Linked DNA regions of Homo sapiens: region 2 is linked to region 1. Evidence: read pairs that join two places in POLR2A ChIA-PET (ENCODE). Cell type or tissue: PC-3. All regions are shown on one strand. Each heading gives the region's core, and the rest is flanking DNA. Links, peaks and the distances in the headings are about the cores only. Region 1 has its middle 22 kb from the start of LGALS3. Region 2 has its middle 20 kb from the start of LINC00520.

Region 1 (4,395 bases), core at 194-4,193:
TGGTCCTATCTTTTTTTTTTTTTTTTTTTTTTTTTTGAGACAGGATCTTGCTCTTTCACCCAGGCTAGAGTGCAGTGGTGTGATCATAGCTCACTGCAGCCTTGAATTCATGGGCTCAGGCGATCTTCCCACCTCAGCCTCCTAAGTAGCTAGGACCACAGGTGTGTGCCACCACACCTGGATAATTTTTTATATTTTTTGTAGAGATGGGGGTCTTGCCATGTTGCTGAGGCTGATCTCAAACTCTTGGCCTCAAGTGATCCATCCACCTCAACTTCCCAAAGTGCTGGGATTACAGGCAAGAGCTGCTGCTTCTGGCTAAGAGCTAGTCCTGTCATTATTACAAATTTACAAATAAAGAAATTGAAACTGGACTGGCCACAGTGGCTCATGCCTGTAATCCCAACACTTTGGGAGGCTGAGGCAGGTGGATCACCTGAGGTCAGGAGGTGGCTCATGCCTGTAATCCCAGCACTTTGGGAGGCCAAGGTGGGTGATGGCTTGAGCCCAGGGCTTCAAGACCAGCCTGGGCAACATGGTGAAACACCATCTCTACAAAAAATACAAAAATTAGCCAGGTGTGATGGTGCACACGTGTATCTCAGCTACTTGGGAGGCTAAGGTGGGAGGATCCCTTGATTCCAGGAGGTGGAGGTTGCAGTGAGCTGAGATCACGCCACTGCACTCCAGCCTGGGTGACAGAGAGAGATCCTGTCTCAAAACAAAACAAACAAGCAAAAAAAAAAAAACTCGGCCAAGTTCACAGTTAGTAAACGACAAAGTTGGAATATGAAGCCAGGCATCTTCTTGATCACTCCTAATCACTATAGTGTACTACTAATTACCAAGAAATAGACAATAACAAAGGTAGCAAATAACAAGGCAGGTAACCAAGCATAGTCATCAGTGATGTCGCACACTGTGAGTGGGACCAGGCCTCTCATAATCCTGCTTCCCTAATTTCTTCTTAGAAGCTCTAGTGGGACTCAGCCGGAAGCTGTGGCTTATGCCAGTGATCCCAACACTTTAGGAGGCCAAGGCAGGAGAATCATGAGGTCAGGAGTTCGAGACCAGCCTGGCCGACATAGTGAAACCCTGTCTCTACTAAAAATACAAAAATTAGCTGGGCATGGTGGTGCACATCTGTAGTCCCATCTGCTCAGGAGGCTGGGGCAACAGAATCGCTTGAACCCGGGAGGCGGAGCTTGCAGTGAGCCGAGATGGTGCCACTGCACTCCAGCGTGGATAACAGAGTGAGACTCCGTATCAAAAAAAAAAAAAAAAAAGAAGCTCTAGTGGGACTTATATCTGGAAAATCCCTCTCCCACTCTCTCACGGCCCACAGGATTGGCTGCTGGAGTCATAATTTCTCATGTTAGCCTGGAGTGAAATTGGATTACCCTAGTTAGGGACCTTGCACCCAGCAGCGTCTTTCAGAACCTCCTCCCCAGTGTTCATGTGGTTAGGGACTGTTCTACTCAGCAGTTGCCCAGCAGTTGCTTTAAGTAGACAGGCTGTTGTCTGGTGACTCATCTGGGGCCTCAGGAGGCTTCGTGGACGGCAAGCTGCCTTCTGCTCCCTTGCTCCTCTCCCCTCGCCCTCCTCCGTGGAAGTCCTGCCAGGAAGCCCATGGTCCAGCTCACGTCTTTGCTCAGGTGCCTCTGCCATGTGTTACCTAACTAGGGCTAAGGCTGGTTCTATCCTACTTCAGACAGTCCAAACAACTCTGAACTTCATTTTCCAGCAGCTGAGTGGCCCTAGGACCCAGGGCCTGTCGGCCTTCTCCTGTGCCTCCACCCGCCCACGCTGACCACTGTCCTACAGGTCAGAAGCAACCACTCCCACCCCCACTCCCCGCCTCTCAGTAGGTCTCTTCTCACGGCAGAAGGCCCCAGTGGCCTGCTCCGCTCAGGGATCCAAGCCTGCGGAGGACTGAGCCAGGGCTCCCCAGCTCACGCCTGCAGCCTCGTGCTGCTGCCTGATGACTCATCCTCATGCCCATGACTTCCTCCCACGCTTTATTTCAGGAAATTACTTTGGAGAATGACCTCGATTTTTTTTTAAACAATAGAAAAATACTTTTCATCTACAGGGAACAAGCGACAATCCCCAATGCTATTAACTGTTCCGACCCCTGCAAAAGAGGCTTTATAAAACCAGGCTAACAAGGACAAGGAAGGGGCAAATAGGGCTGTCCTGGTGAAAGTGGAAGAACGTTAACCATTTTGCTTCAAATAGAATAGGAAAGGAACAAGGGCAGTCAAGAAGAATGTAAACCTGAGAGAAATCGCATGTTAAGAGAAGCTCATCCAGCTACTTGAAGTGCCATCAAGTCTCTATGCCCAGACAAATTATGTCCTTGGGTGTGGGTTGCAAATTTTTTAGTAGTGTAACTTTTTCAGATAAATCTTAGAAGAACTCTAATTTAAAAATACCGGCCAGGCGCAGGTGGCTTACGCCTGTAATCCCAGCACTTTGGGAGGCCAAGGTGGGTGGATCACCTGAGGTAGGCAGTTCAAGACCAGCCTGGCCAACATGGTGAAACCCTATCTCTACTAAAAATACAAAAATTAGCTGGGCGTGTTGATGGACGTCTGTAATCCCAGCTACTCAGGAGGCTGAGGCAGGAGAATTGCTTGAACCCGCGAGGTGGAGGTTGCAGTGAGCTGATCGCGCCACTGCACTCCAGCCTGGGGGACAGAGCGAGACTCCATCTAAAAAAATAGACATAAAAATACCAAGGAGGCCGGGCGCAGTGGCTCACGCCTGTAACCCCAGCACTTTGGGAGGCTGAGGCGGGCAGATCGCTTGAGGCCAGGAGTTCCAGACCGGCCTGGACAACATGGCGAGACCCCACCTCTACAAAAACACAAGAATTACCTGGGTGTGGTGGTGGGCGCCTGTAATCCCAGTTACTGGGGAGGGTGAGACAGGACAATCACTTGAACCAGGAGGTGGAGGTTGTAGTGAGCCGAGATCAAGCCACTGTACTCCAGCCTGGGCAACAGAGTGAGACTCTGTCTCAAAAAACAATAAAAGATAAAAACACAAAAGAAATAATTTATGAATCTACATTTAAGTTAAAATTCATTTAGCATTCACTTCTCATAAAGTCAATCTATGAGAAAAATTACCATTTTGATGAACACCAAAATTTGAAATAATACAGGCATAACCATTGCAATCTTTTATCAAGCTCAGCATTTAATTTACTTCATATTGTTTTAGTTGCAAAAGATAAACACATATTTAAAAACAGCTTGCCTTGTCATTTATCTCATCTTAAAACTGATCCAATTTGGAAAAGGAATACCAGAACGTTTTTTAACTTTCAAAGTGAATTATTAAGACCACTGAAGCTGGATGCCATGGCTTATGCCTGTAATCCCAACACTTTGGGAGACCAAGGCAAGAGAATCACTTAAGTCCAGAAGTTTGAGATCAGCCTGGGCAACATAGTGAGACTTTGTGCAAAAAAGTTTATAAATTAACTGGATGTGGTACTTGGGAGGCTGAAGGTACTTGACCTCACTTGAGCCTGGGAGGTCGAGGCTGCAGTGAGCCTAGATCGTGCCACTGCATTCCAGCCTGGGTGACCAAGGAAGACCTTGTCTCAAACAAACAAACAAAAAAAGACTATTAAATTTCTTGTCCTAAATAAAAAGTTGGACACAAAACACAAAATACTCAAAACTTTTCATAAGCAGTAGAGCCTCAGGGTGGGTTACACATCGCTCGTGAATGCACAACTGAGGCATGACAAGAATATGAACCAAAAATCCTGAGCCTTGTGCAGCAGTTGTCTTCTCGGGAACATTGTCGCAGGAACAGATAGAAAAGGCCAGGGCAGACCCCTAACCTTCCTAATCAGTGGCACAACTCAGTAATTTTTGATGATGGAAGTAAGAATAGTAACAAGAGGCGGTGCTCTTGACTTGGAAGGGACACAAGGAAACTTTCCAGAGTGTTGGACACTGTCTATATCTTGTTATACGTAGTGATTATATGGAGTATATATGTGGGAAAATTCATGAGCTATACGCTTAAGAATTGTGCATTCTGCTGTAGATTAATTATACTTCAATGTCCTGTTAGCTGAAAGAGTCAGTGAAAGAGAGAGGGACAGAGAGAGAGGCAGGGAGGAAAGAAGGAAGGGCCCAGAAAGCTTCAATCCAAGATTTGCTCAAAAGACTGCCAGCAAAAGTTATGTGCCAGCATTATTATAATTTGGTACCTAGCACAGCAACACATTGTGTTTTCAGTTATAGGTTTTTAAATTTTTTTATTTTCATTTTTGTTTATTCTTTTGAGACAGAGTCTCTTAAGCCTCCCAGGTTCAAGTGATTCTCCTGCTTCAGCCTCCCAAGTAGCTGGGATTACAGGTGTCTGCCACCA
Region 2 (4,395 bases), core at 86-4,085, 710 kb before region 1:
TGAGCCAGGGAATTATCTCTCTTTTGAGCTGTCTCCCTTTGTCTGAGCATAAGCTCCCATAAAGCCTTGTTTAGGAAAACTCTTTTGGCCTCATGTCAATCTCTATTACATTGAGAGCCCAAGAACCCATGGTTGGTAACAACAATGTAAAGAAAAACTAATACATTTGACTTGAGACAGTCTTTAGTTTGTGGCATAGAATGCCATTTCCTTCTCTAAATCTTCATTCCTGCTAGTTGGTTTTACTAGGATTAATAGTTACCTAATTATATTATAAATGGTATTTATTGCATTTCAACTTTTTTTTTTTTTTTTGAGACAGGGTCTCACTCCATTGCCCAGGGTGAAGGGCAGTGGCATGATCATAGCTTACTGCAGACTCGAACTCCCACACTCAAGCAATCCCCTCACCTCAGCCTCTCAAGTAGGTGGGACCACACGCATGTGCTACCACACCCAGATAATTTTTGTAGTTTTTGTAGAGACAGGATCTCACTGTGTTGCCCAGGCTGGTCTCAAACTCCTGGGCTCAAGCAATCCTCTCACCTCAGCTTCCCAAAGTGCTGGGATTACAGAAATGAGCCACAAATTCAACCTTTAGAATCTACATACAAAGTAGAAAGTCTGATTGCAAATGTGCAAATGTACATGGAACCAACAAATGTAAATCTTGAGGATATGAAAAAATACAATGACTGACCAAAGCTCAGAGGGAACAAGGGTGATAGAAGTGGAAGAAGCCAGGACATCCTACATTTCTTATTTTACACATTAAGGAATTAACCCTTTTCCCATTTGCCCTGAGAATACTCGGCGGTTGGAATTGTAGCCACACATTTACCCTGAGATAACTTTGCTATGCAATATCTCATTTTTATTATTATTTTCACATTTTCAAATTGCTCTAGTATATTGACTTTGCAAACAAAAGACATCACTCTATTGATAGCATTCTGTTTTTAGTGGTGGTATTTCCATTAATATTAACAAAATACAGTAATTCTCGATCGCTGAAAATGTCAAATGCTAGAATTCTCGAACACTTGTTGGCCCTTGAAGATTCATTTGATGAGATTGACTTTTCCGATATAGATGATTCTGATTATTCGGAAGATTCTGATATTGGTTCTATTTAGAAATAACTCCAAGAACAGTGTTGATATTTTATTTTCACACTGAAAATCAGTCAGATTTGCTTGACCTTGAAGAGCGTGTTTATGTAAAATTAAATGAGTGCTGGTGGCGAGCTGCACTTCTTTTTTCTAAATGGGAAAATTAATAAATACTGTCTAAAGTTGATGACTCAAATAAATGTATACCTGCATATAAATGTGTGTGTATTTTTAAAATTATGGTGGTAGCCAAAATGATTAAAAGAGGTAGTGGTAATTCAGGAAACTTTTATTTTATTTTATTTTCCTGAGACAGTCTTGCTGTGTCACCCAGGCTGGAGTACAGTGGCACAATCTTAGCTCACTGCAACCTCTGCCTCCCAGGTTCAAGTGATTCTCCTGCCTCAGCCTCCTGAGTGGCTGGGATTACATGTGCACACCACCACGCCCAGCTAATTTTCGTATTTTTAGTAGAGACCGAGTTTCACCATGTTGGCCAGGTTGGTCTCGAACTCCTGACCTCGTGATCTGCCCACCTCAGCCTCCCAAAGTACTGAGATTACAGGCATGAGTCACCATGCCTGGCCCACTTTTCTTTTTATACCTCTTTGATGTTTGATATTCATAAGTATGTATTTGTATTTCTTGGAAAATAAATAACTAAATGAACAAATAAATATTTTAAAAATAAAATGTGTTGATATGGAAAGCTGCCCAATATATATTAACTAAAGAAAAAAGTAGGGTTCAAAACTGTGTTAAGAGCATAACAGGAAAGTTAACATCTATGTGTATGTTTATTGATGCACAGAAAGTTTGTAGAAAAGTACATTAAAAGTTATAAATGATTTTTATAGTTGGGACATAGAAATGATTATAAAACAAAAGTGGGGAGAGTGGAGAAGAATGAGATCTTCAATTTTCAATGTATACCCTTCTATATTATTTGCATTTTTCAGCATGAGTATATATTATACTTTTTTAGGTTTTTAATAAAGCTTTTGGTTCAAACAATAAATTCTTAATAAATCTCTTTTAAAAGTGAAATGTTTACCATGAAGAATTAAGCCATGATAGGAGAATTGTAAGATATAATAAGAACTTTAAAAGACATACTAGGGTTAAGGGACAGTACCAAGAAAGAGTAATACTGGAAGAGGCTGAGGCTCAGACCACAATGAAGATACAACTGCAGACCAGTGAATGGCAGAGCAGTTTGCTGGGTTGCCTGTACCAGAGCTGGTCCACAGTCACCAGGCAGGCAGGAAACAGCTCTTTTAGAGAGCAAGCAAGGCCAGCTGGTGGAGGGCTCACAGAGGGAGCTGGGGAACCACTGTGAGTAGGAGGCCTGGAGTACACAATGTCCATGTTGGGAGGGCTGTGGGAAGGTGATCCCCAAGGTAGGCCAGGTCACAAGATTGCCAAAGGGCCATGGGTTCTGGGCTGATGTCTAAGACAAAGCACCATTAGATGTCATTGCACCCACCCCATCATCAACTGTGCAGCAGCAGAAAGTGGCCAGGAGATTCTTTCTTCTACAGTGTCCTCCAGTGCCCTCTAATAAGAAAGCCTAATAGTACTCATTGTAAAGAAATGAATACAGGAATTCCATCCATTACAGCACGTATGGTAGACATTGAAAGTTGCAGGGTGAATTGGGGACTGTAAGGCCTATATATTGATAATTAACGTGGCTTTCATGGCAGAGGCAAGTCAGATTGGAAGAGATGGAATGGTGATCAGAGTACAGTCGCCTACAAATAGCCCTGCTCAGCTCCCAGAGAAAGTGTTTGCCTGTGAGGGTGATGAGGGAATCTGAGAGAGTATTTTGAACTTCAAATCAGGAGCAACAGAGAACAGACTCCCTATAATGGCAGGGTGGCATAGACAGCCCACTGCTTCCTCCCTCCTGGACCTTTCTTGGTATTATTTCTATGTATAGAATTTGATGGGCAACAAAATATAAGAATTACAAGACACTTGATCATGAGTTTTGCCACGCTGCAGCCTCTGGTGCAGCCATAGCTGCACAGTCATCACAGCCAACTCCAATTCTCTCTCTGCAACCTGCTCACGTCACATAGGTGGTGTTTTCCTTCATTTGTCCTAAAATTCCTATCATTCCCTTTGGGTTGTCTGCAAATGGATCTTCATTATGTCCCTAATTACACTCTTACATATAGCTGATATAGATACAGCTGATAGCCTGTCATTCCTTTGAGAAACATCCATTTATAGTTAGAAATTTGGCAATGATGGCATTTCTTCCACCTATTCACTTCTCCCACTTGTAAGTAGGGAGATCGTGTAATTCATCACCCAAGCAGGACACTTAGGGGAGTGAAATGAGGAGCTAAAAATAATTAACAATCGCTAATCAATCAGTAAGCACTAACCAGGACTGTCTGCGCAAACCAAAACATATGGTCATTCTTCTCAAACATCTGTAGAACTTCTTTCATGGAGATAGCTCAGTGTACAAAAAGGGAAATTACTTTTAAAACTCACCAAATTCTTTATTATGTGGCTTACAAACACACAGAGAAGCTGAGAAGTGGGAAGCTGAGAGTGAGTCAGCACAAATTTCAACCAAGTGCCTTGACTTCCTTTCTCAGCTTCCCAACCCTGAGAGGCCTTGAGAAGTTGTTGTTATTTGGCTTTCCAGGAGCAGTAACTAGCTACAGAACATGTTCTCAAATTCCACTCTGTGCTGGAGTTCAGGCTGGCCCCCTCACTACCTGTGGTCAGTGGAGCAGAGAGCTTGTGTACCCACCTGGCAGTCAGGCCTTTTTTACCCTTCTGGGTTATAAGTCTTCAGGGCTATAAGGAGAGCTGTGGTCCGTAGGTCTGGTTAGAAACTCTAGCCCTTCATAAACTTCCCTCAATCCTACAGCGACTCTAGTGAAGTACATGGGAAAGAAGTAGAAGGACATAGAACATCCTGACCTTTTTGGTTTCTTGTTTGTTTTTTTGTGGGGGAGTGGGGTGGTGATGTCACAGATGTTTTTTCATATTTGAAAGATTCATGTCAGAGAAGTCGTCAGACATTTTCTGGATGGTTCTTTATTGCCAGCAAGTTTAAATTTTTTTTTTTCTTAATTCTGCTACCTCTTCCTATTCTCTTTCTTAGATATTGTCCAAACCTCTTAGTTTCCAAGGAATCACATTGGTCGTTGATGCTTGGAAAATCTTGTCTATGATGGAGATCCTGTCCAGTGGCTGTTAAACCACAGCATCCATCCAAAGAGAAGCCCTCCCATGTGCTAAAGGCTTTGTGAACCCT

Evidence for each region. Peaks named below come from ENCODE experiments on the same cell type or tissue, not always from the same donor. Only the 100,000 strongest peaks of a DNase experiment are listed, where the experiment ranks them.
Region 2: POLR2A ChIA-PET joins it to region 1 with 7 read pairs; 1 of 35 experiments calls an interaction of 5 or more read pairs at or near these places.

Annotation. Positions count from the first base shown.
Region 1 is chr14:55,105,530-55,109,924 of GRCh38, reverse strand. No RefSeq gene overlaps it. Among named protein-coding and RNA genes, the nearest start is that of LGALS3, 22 kb to the left of the region's middle. RefSeq lists enhancers at 1,766-1,865, 1,412-2,611. In PC-3, for the core only: no CTCF peak of the experiment used is centred there; DNase peaks (open chromatin) are centred at 1,524 and 1,984; H3K27ac peaks cover 1,451 bases.
Region 2 is chr14:55,814,377-55,818,771 of GRCh38, reverse strand. No RefSeq gene overlaps it. Among named protein-coding and RNA genes, the nearest start is that of LINC00520, 20 kb to the right of the region's middle. RefSeq lists an enhancer at 3,893-4,395. In PC-3, for the core only: no CTCF peak of the experiment used is centred there; no DNase peak of the experiment used is centred there; H3K27ac peaks cover 475 bases.